Regions from separate parts of the Homo sapiens genome. Here all the other regions are linked to region 1. A link is an interaction called in ENCODE POLR2A ChIA-PET data of the cell type or tissue named here. Cell type or tissue: OCI-LY7. All regions are shown on one strand. Each heading gives the region's core, and the rest is flanking DNA. Links, peaks and the distances in the headings are about the cores only.

What was found. Peaks named below come from ENCODE experiments on the same cell type or tissue, not always from the same donor. Only the 100,000 strongest peaks of a DNase experiment are listed, where the experiment ranks them.
Region 2: POLR2A ChIA-PET joins it to region 1 with 10 read pairs; 1 of 35 experiments calls an interaction of 5 or more read pairs at or near these places.
Region 3: POLR2A ChIA-PET joins it to region 1 with 5 read pairs; 2 of 35 experiments call an interaction of 5 or more read pairs at or near these places.

What each region holds. Positions count from the first base shown.
Region 1 is chr2:61,403,890-61,409,440 of GRCh38, forward strand. It overlaps USP34 (ubiquitin specific peptidase 34), which reads right to left. Exons shown (of 80, transcript NM_014709.4): 3 at 1,819-2,239. Among named protein-coding and RNA genes, the nearest start is that of SNORA70B, 11 kb to the right of the region's middle. In OCI-LY7, for the core only: no CTCF peak of the experiment used is centred there; no DNase peak of the experiment used is centred there; H3K27ac peaks cover 612 bases.
Region 2 is chr2:60,824,737-60,830,012 of GRCh38, forward strand. No RefSeq gene overlaps it. Among named protein-coding and RNA genes, the nearest start is that of REL-DT, 54 kb to the right of the region's middle. In OCI-LY7, for the core only: no CTCF peak of the experiment used is centred there; a DNase peak (open chromatin) is centred at 2,332.
Region 3 is chr2:61,214,869-61,220,144 of GRCh38, forward strand. All of the region lies in intron 67 of USP34 (ubiquitin specific peptidase 34), which reads right to left. Among named protein-coding and RNA genes, the nearest start is that of C2orf74-AS1, 39 kb to the left of the region's middle. In OCI-LY7, for the core only: no CTCF peak of the experiment used is centred there; no DNase peak of the experiment used is centred there.

The DNA.
Region 1 (5,551 bases), core at 320-5,319:
GGCTGAGGCAGGAGAATGACGTGAACCCGGGAGGCGGAGCTTGCAGTGAGCCGAGATCACACCACTGCACTCCAGCCTGGGCGACAGATCAAGACTCTATCTCAAAAAAAAAAAAAAAAAAAAAAAAAAGCTTTAGAACAGTAAGGAAAGAAGGACAGAAAGTACAACTTGGAAGAGGGCCAAGTAGGTGACTTGTGTGCCTGATTTAAAATATTCTTACGAAGAATTCTAACAGGGAAAATATCTGCCCTCAAGCTATGTTTTCAAATAAGTCTCCATTCGACATGAAAATATCCCAGTAAAGGACTATTATTTCCCAGATGAAGAAAGAGAGGTATAAAGGTTACAGAACAAATAAGCTAGAGAAAAGAGACAGATAAAAAACAAACAAAAAAAATGTCATAGATTCTCTAATGGCCATAATTCTTCATATTCCAGGATGCACAGGAAACAATGTATAAGATATAAAATGAAATTTTACCTCTCCTCCCCCCAGCAATGGAGTCTACTTCACTACCCCTTTGAATCTGGGCTGCCCTTGTGAACCGCTTCAAGTAACAGAAAGCAGCACAATAGAATATGGCAGAATTATACTGTGACATTTCAAAGGCTGTATCATAAGAAGTCTTACAGCTCCTACTTTTGCCTTCCTGGAGCACTGCTAAGACTACTATTTAAGGAAGCCAATCTACCCTAGTGGAAAATAAGCCATGTGGAGAAAATACAAGGAGCCCCAGATAACAGCCACTACCAACTGCCACACACACAAGTGCGACCCAGACCTTACCCATCCAGTTCTCAAAGTAAATTCACCTGCATAACTCAGCCTACACAAAACTAGCTAAGGAACTGCCTGTGAGAATCATGAGGAATAATAAACCACTGTTAAGTCATTAATATATTACCACATAATTGTCTCAATTCCCACTATGCCTAGAAATCAATCATATTATCTGAGTTAAGTCTAAGATAGGTTACTACATACTTAGAAATGCTTGCAAAAACATCACTAATAGAGTCAAGCATCTTAACTTACAAAAGAAAATACTATTACTTAGCCAGGGGTGGTGGCTCACGTCTGTAATCCCAGCACTTTGGGAGGCCGAGGTGGGCAGATCATGAGGTCAGGAGATCGAGACCATCCTGGCTAACACGGTGAAACCCCGTCTCTACTAAAGAAAATTCTTTTTAAACTTAGCCAGGTGTGGTGGCAGGCACCTGTAATCCCAACTACTTGGGAGGCTGAGGCAAGAGAATGGCATGAACCCAGGAGGCGGAGCTTGCAGTGAACCGAGATCACACCACTGCATTCCAGCCTGGGCAACAGAGAGAGACTCCATCTCAAAAAAAAAAAAAAAAAAAAAAAAAGAAAGAAAGAAAGAAAGAAAAGGAAATACTATTATTTGAAACTACTAATCACAGATAATTTGCTAAGCTTTTTTTTCTTGATAAAAGCAAATTCTGATCTGTAGACTGTTTCTAAGAATGAAATTTAAAATTCCATGTGTTTCTTTTCCCTCAACTATTATTTATTAAGAGTCATAAAATAAGCATAGATCTATAGCAGTAAAATGTTTAGATCACTACCAGATTAATTTCTGAGTTCAATGTATAGATCTTTCCTTGATAGGATGAACTATGCCGAGCAAATTTTCAGCACAAACTGCTGAAGAAATGCTCTGGAGAAACATTAAATAATTCTGGTGACAATAATGATTTTCCGCCAGCAGAAAACTGTCTTCATATTTATCAGTAAGAAACAGACTGCGAAGTTAAGACTTGGTATTACTTAAAATTCACACCACCTATTTTACATACCTCAATAGTAGGGTGAGTATTATGCTTGTAAGCAGTATATAAGGGAAACTGAATTTGAAAAATTTTTGCCACACATAGTAAGAGTTTTTCCTTCTCATCTGTACTCCATAAACTAAAAGGATCAGAACTCTTTGAAGATTCCTCCTCAGTCAGATTACAAATTCTTGTAGAGTTTGATTTTTTTTCTATTGATTTTTGTCTTTCTGTACTTCCTTCATTACACTCTCTATCTATATTCAGTGGTTCTTCTGCTTGATTACTCTCATCTTGCCACGTGGAATCTATGTTAATGGTAGTACAATGTTTACAAAGCTGGTCCCGGAGCACTTGAACTTGGGCAATCACTAAGTTAATAAGTGCACACACTACTTGATTAAAAATCTCCAAATGCTTATATTCCTTGAAGCAGCATAGACATTGCCTATAAGAGAAAAAAAATTGAATAAATTAGTAATAAAGCAGCAGCTGTATTTTTTAATAATATAAAAAAACAAGTAAGCAAATACTAAGTTATTTCTAGACTTGTTTTTATTTTTTCCTTCCTGCTGGGGTACACCTTAATAACATAAAGATAGCATCGCAACAACAACTGATATTTTAGTTAGTGTAAAGTCATCATGTTAGGTTTACAGCTATTATCTTCAGTTTTACGTATGGATTTGTCTGTCCTTCTACACATGGAACTATTTAAAAACAAGAATTGTGACATTTTGTTTCTCCAGTGTCAAGTACTCAATATATGTTTAGCAAGTTATTAGGAAACTTATAACAAAATATCTTATTAGTAAAGCCAGCTGGTTATTTAATATAAGGAATTTTGTTGTCAACTAATAAAACAGCCACATTTTTAGATTAATGTCCTTGAAGGCTACTTGGGAGGGGTGCTCTGACGCTATCTGGCAAATCAAAAGTGTTTAGGAACAACACACACACACTCTCTCTTTCTCTCTCTCTCTCCCCCCCAAGCTCCTGTAAAAAAAAATATATGTGTATTTAAAAAAAAAAAAAAAATATTGGCCAGGCGCAGTGGCTCACGCCTGTAATCCCAGCACGTTGGGAGGCTGAGGCAGGTGGATCATTTGAGGTCAGGAGTTCGAAACCAGCCTGACCAACATGGTGAAACCCTGTCTCTACTAAAAATGCAAAAAAAAAAATAGCTGGGTATGGTGGTGGGCACCTGTAATCCCAGCTACTTGGGAGGCTGAGGTAGGAGAATCACTTGAACCCGGGAGGCGGAGGCTGTAGTGAGCCAAGATTACACCACTGCACTCCAGCCTGGGCAACAAGACCAAAACGCAGTCTCAAAAAAAAAGTATTACAAACAAATCCAGTTCTCCTTAGACATGTTCAGTTAGTAGCACAATGCCTGGCATATGTAGATAATTAAAAGGATCTCAGCCAGGTGCAGTGGTTCACACCTGTAATCCCAACACTTTGGGAGACCAAGGTGGGAGGATCGCTTAAGTCCAGGAGCTCAAGACAACCCAGGGCAACATAATGAGGCCCATCTCTACAAAAACATAAAAATTAAAGAATCAGCTAGGCATCGTGGCTTGTGCCTGTAGTCCCAGCTATTCGAGAGGCTTGAGCCCAGGAGGCTGAGACAGCAGTGAACCCTGATCATGCCTGAGTGACAGAGCAAAACCATGTCTCAAAAAAAGGCAGGGAACGGTCTGGTGAATCAATAGGCAATTAATACATACGCAAGTACCTGGTTCTAATAATACTTGTACCAGATGACAGCTAAGCAACTATAATTTATAATCTGCACCCAGTAATAGCATCAGATCAAAACAACTATATTGTAGTCCAAATAGATCACCAATGCCCTGTATGATCATGTGGAAATAATCTTATTTCTCCAAGTGTGAATTTGAAGTACAGCCACAAATTACTTGATATTCTTCTGTGTAGACGGAACTCACTTCTAGTGAATAGAAAGTGGTGGAAGTGACAATGTGTGACATCTGAGACTAGGTCATAAAAGACATTGTCACTTCTGCCTTGCTCTTTTTTGGATCACTTACTCTAGAGGAAGCCACCTATCACTGAAAAACACTCAAGCAGCCTAAAGAGGAGACCACATGAGAAAGTACCAAGACCTCTCATTAACAACCAGCACTGAGGCTGGGTGTGGTGGCTCATGCCTGTAATCCCAGCACTTTGGGAGGCCGAGGTGCATGGATCACCTGAATTCAGGATTTCGAGATCAGCCTGGTCAACATGGTGAAACCCCATCTCTACTAAAAATACAAAAATTAGCCAGGCGTGGTGGTGGGCACCTGTAATCCCAGCTACTTGGGATGCTAAGGCAGGAGAATCACTTGAACCGGGGAAACAAAGATTGCAGTGAGCCGAGATCATGCCACTGCACTGCAGCCTGGGTGACAAAGCAAGATTCTGTCACAAAAAAATAAAAAATAAATAAAATAAACAACCAGCACTAACTTGGTCACTATCTAAAGCAAGCCAACTTGGAAGTATATCCTCCAGCCCCACATGAGCTTTTTACATGACTATGACCTGGCCAACACCTTGACTAAAACATTATAGGAAACCCGACCCAGAACCAAACAGCTAAAGGACTCCCAAATTCCTGTCCCATTGAAACTTTGAGGATAATAAATGTTTACTGCTGTTTTAAGATATAGTACTACTTTTGGAGTATTTTTGTCACACAGAAATATATAATTATAAATATATATAAATAATGCATCACATCTTTTTTATCTGTGGCAAAATGAAAGGGTTTTAATTTTTACCTCCAAGGCCTCCTCCAGCTTTACAATTCTATAGTATCACAACTCCCACAAGAAGAAAAATAAACACATTTCTCCTACAATTCTTCTGATTAACAGCTTTTTCCTTTGATGTTTAGGAAAAATCAGGTTTAAAGTAAGAGGTCAGGCTGGGTGTGGTGGCTCACACCTGTCATCACAGCACTTTGGGAGGCTGAGGCAAGCAGATCACTTAAGGTCAGGGGTTTGACACCAGCCTGGCCAACATGGTGAAACCTCTTCTCTACTAAAAATAAAAAATTAGACGGGCTTGGTGGTCTACCTGTAATCCCAGATACTGAGGAGGCTGAGGCAGGAGAGTCACTTGAACTTGGGAGGCGGAGGTTGCAGTGAGCCGAGATCACGCCCCCTGCACTCCAGCCTGGGAGACAGAGTGAGACACTCCCTCTCAAAAAAACAAACAAAAACAAAGTGAGGTCATAAACTTGAGTGTCGGGGGGTGCGCTGTCTCAGCCTGTAATCCCACCACTTTGGGAGGCCAAAGTGGGCAGATGACTAGAGGCCAGGAGTTCAAGACCAGCCTGACCAATACAGCAAAACCTCGTCTCTATTAAAAATACAAAAATTAGCTGGGCATGGTGGCACACACCTGTAATCCCACCTACTCAGGAGGCTGAGGCACAAGAATTGCTTGAACTCGGGAGGTGGAAGGTGCAGTCAGCCAAGATTGCACCACTGCACTCTAGCCTCGGTGATAGAGGGAGACTGTCTCAAAAAACATAAAAAACTTAGAAAAATCAGGTTCAAAGTAAGAGGTCAGGCCGGGTGTGGTGGCTCACGCCTGTAATCCCAGCACTTTGGGAGGCTGAGGCAGGCAGATCATTTACTAAAAATGGAATCTGAAAACCCAGAAAACGAACTTGAAGTCAGATTTGGATGAAGAAAGCCAAAGATTCAGCCAAACTTACTTTTAAAATAAGTGTTAGGGCCGGACA
Region 2 (5,276 bases), core at 1-5,000, 580 kb before region 1:
TCTCCAATCTTTCCTGAACTTTAAGCTCCTGTTTGCACTAGCTTCAGCCCCTCATTCACACATTAAATAGTCACTGGCACCTATTCTGTACCAAGCACTGTGCCAAGGACTGGGACTGGAGGAATGAATGAGATGTAGACACTCAGAGTGGGGAGAACCACCTGGGGGGACAGGTACTGGGGATACCTTGTGATAAGGAGGATCATATCTCCCCAGTGTCAGCGTACTAGGAGGGGCTTCCAGGGCTCCCCTGAGTTGAGTTTAGCAGGATAAATAGAAATCACCAGCAAGTCAAATCACAAAGAACCCAGGGTGAGGAGAAGCTCTAGCTGTGCAGACTTTCTGGGTTCTCTTTCACGGCGTGCATTAATTCAAAAGCCAGTATCTAGTGCAAGATTGTGTGCCAGTCACCAAGCCAGACACTGAGGAACACACGGATACCTGAGACAGTTCATGCTCTCAGGAGACTCTTCATCTGAGACAATCCATGCTCTCAGGAGACTCTTCATCTGAATCAGGCCCTCCCAAAAGCACGAGGGTGGTAGAAAGCTGGGGATCAGAATTACAGAATTACACACATAATTTGTGAGGTCTTTTTGTTTGTTTTTATGTTTTGTTTTGCTTTTGGGTTTTTTGTTTTGTTTTGTTTTTTGTTTTGTTTTGTATTGTTTTTTTGAGACAGAGTCTCGCTCTGTTGCCCCAGGCCGGAGTGCAGTGGCGCAATCTCGGCTCACGGCAACCTCTGCCTCCCGGGCTCAAGCCATCCTCCTGCCTCAGCCTCCTGAGTAGCTGGGATTACAGGCACCCGCCACCAGGCCTGGCTAAATTTTTTTGTATTTTTAGTAGAGATGGGGTTTAGCCATGTTGGTCAGGCTGGTCTCGAACTCCTGACCTCTGGTGATCTGCCCACCTCGGCCTCCCAAAGTGCTGGGATTACAGGCATGAGCCACTGTGCCTGGCCTACACCCATAATTTCTAACTGTCCTATGTTGCTAATCAACTGCTAGTCCTCAGAGGAGAGAGATGAGGTCCTAGGTGCCTTTACTATTTGTCCCAGGACGTGGTAACAGTCTCTGGCCATGGAGGGAATTAGCAAGCAGTGCTGACTGGCCAAGTCCAACCCCCTCCATCCCCCTCAAATGACAGCAGTTAGGAAGTTCTGTTTCTTGAAAGCCCATTGCAGGAAACATTCCATGAGTGACAGAAATCATGCTAGATCTTTAGTAGGTTGGCAGCAGCTTTTTCCAGCTGTCTGAGGCAGGATCCAAAGGCTGTCGTGTCACTTTGTCATAAATCCAATCTTTTCAAGAAAATTTGTGATGCTCTGAGAAATTGGGCATCTTCTCTGGGACTGTGAAAGGTGGCTCATGCTGTGGCATGCTAGTAAATATTTATCATCAGCTCTCTAAGAAAAACAAAATGCCCTGCTTTGCAGTGTGTGCTGATTTCCCTGGTGCAAATACTGCCACCATAAGCAACAGTGCCACTAGACCAATGTGACATCACTGAATGTGCAGTTGGGAAGGGATATGCGCAGTCAGCCCATGCGAGCAGAAAGGAACCTTCTCCAACATGCCACTGAGTCATGCTCTACTTGGACCTGAGGGAACACTTGCCAGAATGATATGCAGATGTCATCTCAGTGATGAATAACAGCAGATTCTTAAAAGACAAAAAGCCTTGTTTGAAACACTTCTGGGCACTAGCATGACCTGCACCATGAGCTGGGTCCAGGCCTCTGTATTTTGTTATATCAAGTTTAGCCTGAAGCTACCTCTTTACATATTTTAAGTTCAGCCTAAATGTTTTTCTGTACATCATGAACTATAACCTAAATGGAATTGTAAACAGACTGTAGCCTACTCTTGTGCCAATCACTGAGTTTTGGCCAATCAAATGTAGCCAACTGTTCAAACTGCGCTCAAATAAGGCAAATGCCGAGCTATAACCAATCCAGCTGTTTCTTTTCTTTTCTTTTCTTTTCCTTTTTTGTTTTTTGAGATGGAGTCTTGCTCTGTGGCCCAGGCTGGAGTGCAGTGGAGTGATCTCAGCTCACTGCAACCTCTGCCTCCCAGGTTCAAGCCATTCTCCCACCGCAGCCTCCTGAGTAGCTGGGATTACAGGTGCATGACCCCACACCCAGCTAATTTTTGCATTTTTAGTAGAGACAGGGTTTCACCATGTTGGCTAGGCTGGTCTCGAACTCCTGACCTCAGGTGATCTGTCTGCCTCAGCCTCCCAAAGTTCTGGGATTACAGGTGTGAGCCACTGCACCTGGCTTCAGTCCAGCTGTTTCTGTACCTCACTTTCATTTTCTGTACATCGCTTTCCTTTTTCTGTCAATAAATCTTCTTCCACTATGTGACTGCACTGGAGTCTCTGAGCCTACTCTGGCTCAGCAGGCTGCCTGATTGGCGAATCCTTTTATGCTCAAACTCTTAAATTTAATTTGGCTGAAGTTTTTCCTTTAAGAACTTCTTTGGACCAGGCTACTGCTTTCCACATGTCCCATCCTTTCTCTGCCTGGTCACCTCCTACCCATCCCCTAGTCTCTTTTTTTGTTTTTTTGAGACGAAGTCTCACTCTGTCATCCAGGCTGGAGTGCAGTGGCACACGCATGGTTCACTGCAGCCTCGATCTTCCGGGCTCAAGCAGATCCTTGCACCTCAGCCTCCCAAGTAGCTGGGACTATAGGCACATGCCACTGCACCCAGCTAGTTATTTATTTTTTGTAGAGACCGGGACTCCCCACGTTGCCCTGGCTGGTCTTGAACTCCTGGGCTCAAGTGATCCACCCACCGCAGCCTCCCAAAGTGCTGAGATTACAAGCATGAGTCATCGCACCCAGCCACTGTCCTTCTATTCTCAACTGGAATCACTTCTTCAAGGACGTCTTCTCACCCCCACCCCTCCACCTTAGGTGAAGTTCCTCCACCTCGTGCTCTCAAAGCCCACCCACTCCTCCTTTCTGGCCCTCATCACAGTTTTTGTTTGTTTGTTTGAGACGGAGTCTGGCTCTGTGGCCCAGGCTGGAGTGCAGTGGCACCATCTCAGCTCACTGCAACTTCTGCCTCCCAGGTTCAAGCGATTCTCCTGCCTCAGCCTCCCCAGTAGCTGGGGTTATAGGCGTGTGCCACCACTCCCGGCTAATTTTTGTATTTTTAGTAGAGAAGGGGTTTCACCATGTTGACCAGGCTGGTCTCAAACTCCTGACCCCAAGTGATCCTGCCGTCTTAGCCTCCCAAAGTGCTAGGATTACAGGCGTGAGCCACTGCACCTGGCACTCATCACAGTTTAATGTCCATGTTGTTGGTGTGATTATTTTATTTGTATCTCCCTGTGGACTGCAAACTCCCTGAGAGCAGGGTCTGTAATCCCTGGTTCACACATGTTGGGAGTTCAGATAGTGGGCCATGGAGTGCATAGGTGAAGAAGTAACTGAACTGAAAAAGTACGGAGACAGGCAGAGCCCAGAACCAGCTTTTGGGATCACCCTCTGAAGCTCCCTCTCCCTCATCTTCAGTTAGAGGGGTCGACTGGCGACCAGGTGACCTTTGTCCTAAGTTTCAAGATTCTGGCTCTAGTGTCAACTTAGCCACATGGTCATCATCCAGTAGGGGAGAAAATTCTCCAGCTCTGATGAGGAGGCCCTCTAGCCCAGCCACCACTACTAGCCTTATGTGGTGTATATAAATTAGACAAAGATCTCCCCATTAGCCAAATGTAGCTCCAAGGACCCTTGACTTTGCTACAGGATGCTGTATTTGGTGAAGAAAAATGTACCTCTTCTCAGAGCACAAGACTTAGCAGACAGCACTGGGACTGAATTTCAGATATCACCACCCCCACAGTCCAGCATCTCTGTGCAGTGCCCAAACTGGCAGCCCTGCTGGCTCGGCCTCCGCAGGAGCCAGCCTTGCCCAGATCTAGGGGCAGAGAGTTTCAGGCAGAGGGGGACAGCAGTGTAAAGTTCCCCAGGCAGGACTGAGCTCAGGCTTTGAGAAATCAGAGGAGGCCTGAGTGGATGGAACTCAATGGGGGGCAGGAAGGAGTGGAGGTATGAGGGGGTAAGGGCTTTGGGCTAAGCGAAGAGCTTATATTTTATTCAAGGTGTCTGTTGAACTGAATGGGAATCATAAATTCAGATAAAACAGCGTATCTCATTTTTTAATCTATTGACAATGAATGCATAATAGACCCCGGGGGAATATGACAAGGTTGTCCCAGCCTTATGTAGAGGAGTTTGGGGACCACATCCTTTCCTAGGGCATGGAGGACCTGAGCCAAATTATATTGTGTACTCTCCTTCCACAGGCTCTCCTCCAGGTAAAATCATATTAAAATATGCATCAAGGATGGCCTTAAGAGTGTGGATGTTTATTGTTCTGCCCATCTCCTTTCGTTTCTTTTGGGATTATTGTTTTCCCTATTCTGGACATGTGGTTTGAATGGGGGCTGCCACGTTCATTCTTTCTTTCTTTCTTCTTTCTTTTCTTTTTTTTTTTTTTTTTTGACAGGATCTGCTCTGTCACCTAGGCTGGAGTACAGTGGTGCAATCATTGTCTCAATGCAGTCTCAAACTCCTGGGTTCAAGCCATCCTCCCACCTCAGCCTCCCAAGTAGCTGGGAAAACAGGCACATGCCACCACATTGGGCTAATTTTATTTTCTATTTTTATTTAGAGGCTGGGTCTGGCTTGGTGTCCAGGCTGGTCTCAAACTCCCAGGCTCAAGGGATCATCCTGCCTTGGCCTCCCAAGGTGCTGGGATTACAGGTGTGAGCCACTGCACCCGGCCAGCCACATTCTTATAGAGCCTGCTCTTGGCCACAGTCCTGAGGTGGAAACTTGGTCCTAGCTAGGCCATTCAGAATTCTTCCCCAGGATTTTAAAAACATAGACCAGAGAGGTCTGAGTAATTCCTTTGTGGTGCATTAATGTATTCAACATTTTTCTCTTTTGGGGTGAACACTTATTATAATACCGTGCTTAGGTATAAAAATACAGTAGTAAGAAAAGGAAAAGTCAAAGTCCCTGCCTCCCCAGAGCTTACAATCTAGTGAGAGGGATATGTGTGAGTCCAAAGCTGATGCAAATAAATATAAAATTACACTGAAGACAGATGCAAAAAAAGAGAGGCTGGTGGCACTTTGAGAACCTGTGGTGGGGGAACTACCTGGGGAAGTAGGTCAAGGATGGTTTCCCCAAGGAAACGATGACGGAGCTGAGATCTAGGTAGTGGGAATGGCATGTGAGAAGACTGAGTGGCAGGAGAGGG
Region 3 (5,276 bases), core at 1-5,000, 190 kb before region 1:
GAGGTGATAAAAATAGATACCTTCTATTCTGCCATTGTTATTTTTGAAGTGGCAATAATTTTTAAACCACTTTTCTTTAGCTTGCCTAAGATGCAGAATTTTCCCACTTTATCTTTTATTTCTTCTCAGGAAGTAGTATGATTTAACAGAGGGAACCCAGCATTTGCAGTCAGAAGACCTACCAAAAGGTACCTGAGGAGGTCAAATCATTCAATGTTCTACAGTCTTAGTTTTCTTCTTAATTGAAAAATAATGATAATTTACTTTGTAATAACATACAGATATGGTAAAATATACTTGTTATAAAGAAAGAAATAGATATACATAAAAGTTCAATATATAAGATTACATATATGCTAATTATAGAACATTAACTTTGGAAAATCTTTAAAAGTCTTCTAAGGCTAACCTTACACCAAAGGAAAGAACTGGGTGTTAAATTGTAACCAGATAATATATATTTAAGTTATAAAGAAAGAATGAGATATACATAAAAGTCCTATTTGATTACATATATGCTAATTACAGAACATTAACTTTGGAAAATCTTTAGAAGTCTTTTAAGGCTAAACTTACACCCAAGGAAAGAACTTGGTGTTAAACTTATTAAGCCTATGTTATAATGCTGAGGAGTTAGTGACTTATTAGTTGCGCTAACCTGTAAAAGCAGTTACTATCAACAAAGCATTGACCTAGGTGCTGTATAAACTTCTCATTTAATCCTCACAATGACCCTGGATGGAGGTAACAGTGCTCTGGAAAATCTGAATCTTGGAGAAGCAAAGACCAAGGTCACACAGATAAAGAGGTGGAGGCTAGATTTTGCCTTGAGAAACAATGATGATGATAATGATAATGGTAAAACAATAATAGTAATAACTATAATAAGAATTGTGAGCCTTTACCAAATGTATACTATTTGACGTCATAACTTTATGTGGCAGGCATTGCATTTATTATCCCCACTTTCACTCAGGCTTACAACAATGGGACTATCTCAGCTTACACAGCTAGTGGCCAGAGCTGGGATTCAAATCCAGCCAATCAGATTCACAGGCTAATAATGCTCCTAACATTCACTATGGAACCTCCTCAAGACTCTCTAATGTCTGAGTTTGGGTTCTTTTCAGGACAACCATTATTTGTCTCCCCCTATTCTAACTATAACTTGATAATTTCCATTGTATTGTCAAAGCAAACAAAGTTAGGGTTTCTAAAATTAATTTTAGTTTATTTTACAAATTTATTTCCAAATTAAACTTTGTGCACAATACTCCATTTTCTAGATATTTCTTTACCTATATACTAGTCTGCTTAGTCAGAATTTTTAAGGCTCAGTTTGTTATGTGTTTCAAATATAAAAACCTGGCATGTAGGTATCATCCTGATCAATTTTTGCATAAAACTTCAATCAAGAAAAGTAATTTACGATTTAAAAAAGCCATTTGGCGGCTGGGTGCGGTGGCTCATGCCTGTAATCCCAGCATTTTGGGAGGCCAAGGCGGGCGGATCACGAGGTCAGGAGCTCGAGATCATCCTGGCTAATATGGTGAAACCCCATCTCTACTAAAAATACAAAAAATTAGCCAGGCGTGGTGGTGAGCGCCTGTAGTCCCAGCTACTCGGGAGGCTGAGGCAGGAGAATGGTGTGAACCCGGGAGGCAGAGCTTGCAGTAAGCCGAGATTGCGCCACTGCACTCCAGCCTGGGTGACTGAGTGAGACTCCATCTCAAAAAACAACAAAAAACAAAAAACAAAAAAACCATTTGGCTGGGTACGGTGACTCATGCCTGTAATCCCAGCACTTTGAGAGGCCAAGGCGGGCAGATCATCTGAGGTCAGGAGTTCAAGACCAGCCTGGCCAACATGGTGAAACCCATCTCTACTAAGAATACAAAAATTAGCTGGGTGTGGTGGCGGGTGCCTGTAATCCCAGCTACTCAGGAGGCTGAGGCACAAGAATCACTTTAACTCTGGAGGTGGAGGCTGCAGTGAGCTGAGATTGCAGCACTACATCCCAGCCTGGGCGATGGGGCAAGACTCCATCTCAAAAAGAAAAAAAAAAAAAAAGTCATTTGGTGTGAGTTATATACTTTCACCTCAACATTTCTTTGAGTTATTTTTTTGGACACATAAGGTTGGAAAAGCTCTACTAAGACCACAGACCTACCACCGAGATTCTACAATTAACATTTCACTTTGCTTTATCACATACCTAACCACCTCTTCTTTTCCTATAAAAGCTACTTGCTTTTAAATAAAAAGGAAGTTCTGCTTCAGAAAAAAACACGACTTTTAAATTATGTTTTTCTTTAAGAACAGACAGGAAGGTTAATTTGGAAGAACAGGCCATCTTGCCATTTGGTTAACTGCCTTCCTATAACTTAAGAGTCCTGGATCTAGTTGTATGCTACAAAAAACATTAAGTCTACTTCCATGTCTATATGGCAACTCTAAGACACTAATGTCTCAATTTTTCTTTTCTCTATATTAAAAGTTCTCATTTATTTTGTTGTATTTAGGAGTATTCCTATGAAGCTTTTCTTTTATACATGTTATTTTAATTCTTATTCTAAGTTATACTAATTCTATTCAAATATTTGGACTCTTATCAAGTTACAGCAAAAGCACTTTTTCATATTACTACATAGTCTTCACTACTGTAATTTTAACATGATGCATTATAACAATGTTTCCCAACTGAAGAGTTTAAAATTTTTCACTACTAAAAATCATGCTGTTGGGCATCCATATACTTACACTAGAATCGCTAAAACAGTATTACTGACATTAAAAGGGCAAACCAGCAGGGCACAGTGGCTCACGCCTATAATCCAGCACTTTGGGAGGCCGAGGTGGGTGGATCACGAGGTCAGGAGTTTGAGACCAGCCTGACCAATACGGTGAAACCCCGTCTCTACTAAAAATACAAAAAAATTAGCCAGGCATGGTGGTGGGTGCCTGTAATCCCAGCTACTCAGGAGGCTGAGACAGGAGAACTGCTTGAACCCGGGAGGCGGAGGTTGCAGTGAGCCGAGATCACGCCACTACACTCCAGCCTGGGCCACAGAGCAAGACTCCATCTCGAAAGAAAATAAATAAATAAGAAAATAAAAATAAATAAATAAAAGGATATATAATTTTTAAGAATCTTGGTAAAGATCTGTTAAACTGCCTTTCATAAGAATAATATTAAACAATGCCACTGCAATGTACAAGAATGCCATTTCCTCAGCACTGTCATCAGTATTAGGCATAATAGCTGGCTGAAAAACCTTTTTGGGGGTTCAGCATAGTTTTTTTTTTTTGTTGGTTTTACGGTCAGGGGTCAAGACATGAATGCCAACTGGCACACATCTCTTTGTTAAGAGCGCACAGCTCTCACATAGCTCTTGGCTGTGTGCTCTTACAAAGATCCTATTATGGTGGGGTTAACTAAACTTCCAGGAAAAAAAAAAAAAAAAAAAGGCCCATGGGCAGAGTGCCCATGCCAATCCATGTGTTCACGCCACTGAAAGGTGCTTCTCACAAATAAACCTTTTATTTTAGAATAAGCAGAACAATTTCAATACACCTCCCTCACCTAGTTTCCCCCACAGTTAACACTATTATGATGGTACATTTGTTGTGACTAAGGAAGCAACACAGGTACATTACTACTAACCAAACTCTCCACTTTAGATTTCACTTGTTTTGCCCTAATGTCCTTTTTTTTCCTTCCAGGATCCCATCTAGTATACATTACAGCTAGTCATTATGTCTTCTTAACTTCCTCTTGGCTGTGACAGTTTCTTAGATTTTCCTTGTTTCTAATGACCTTTACAGTTTCAAGGAATACTGGTCGGGTATTTCATAGAATGTCCCTCAATCTGAGTTTGTCTGATGTGTGTCATGGTTAGATTCAGGTTATAGGTTTTTGGAAGGAAGACCACAAGAGATGAAGTGCCCTTTGCCATCACGCCATATCAAGGGTACACACTATCAACCTCATTGATTACCAATGATGTTAATTAACCTTTATCACCCGGCTGAGTTGTACTGTAAAGTTTCTTCACTGTAAAGTTACTTCCTCCACACCCCATTCCTTGGAAGAAAGTCACTAAGCTCATACTCAATGAGTGAGGAATTAAGCTCCACCTCCTGGGGAGATGTGTACATATATTATATGGAATTCTTTTGTATGGGAGATTTGTTTACTCTCCATTTATTTATTCAATCATTTATTTCTACTAAGTATGGACTCATGAATATTTATTTTATCCTTGGGGTTATAATCCAGTGCTATGTTATTTTGTTACTCAAACTGTTCTGGCTTTGGCCATTGGGAGTTCTTTCAGGTTAGCTCTGTGTTTCTCTGACATACACCCACCATTTTGATTTTTGAGTACTTTCACTTTCTGACACTATAGGATATTCCACACACATCTTGTATATTCCCTGTCCCAGCCCTAAAATCAGTGATTTCTCCTAGGAGCCATGAATTCTTTTACTGGAGAATGGTGTTCTGAATCCAACATCTGGGCCAGGTGCGGTGGCTCACACCTGTAATCCCAACACTTTGGGAGGCAGAGGTGGGCGGATCACTTGAGGTCAGGAGATCAAGACCAGCCTGGTCAACACGGTAAAACCCTGTCTCTACTAAAAATACAAAAATTAGCTGAGTGTGGTGGCGTGCACCTGTTATCTGAGCTACTCAGGAGGCTGAGGTGAAAGAATCAGTTGAATTCAACAGGCAGAGGTTGCAGTGTGCTGAGACTGCACCACTGCACTCCAGCCTGAGCAACAGAGTGAGACTCTGTCTCAAAAAAAAAAAAAAAAAATTCAACATCTGGATACCAGACATGTTTATTGCTACTTAAGTATCAATGACTGTAGGGCCTTCTCAGCAAATAGATAGAAAATGTTTATAATAAGAAATTTAAAAATTAAATTTTCATTTTTTTGAACTATCAAAATAACATTTTCTATGTTTATTTCCAAGCAACTTTCTATTTTGTGAAATATTTTTGATATGTGTCTACCTGTCTAAGATCTTTTTTACTGGCTTGTGTACAACTTAAAGTGTTTATATAACTCATAATTTCAGCCAATATTTTCTCTCAGCTTATGTCTTTATTACCATTTTATCCTTAACCTTCTCAAAAGTTACTTTTAAGACAGGATTTTCAAACCTTTTTATTCCCTTCATTACTGCTGATCATGCCTTATCACTCTTATCAAGCAAGGAAACAAAAATGATAGTAGTGATGATGTTACCCAAGAAATAACATGGTTTC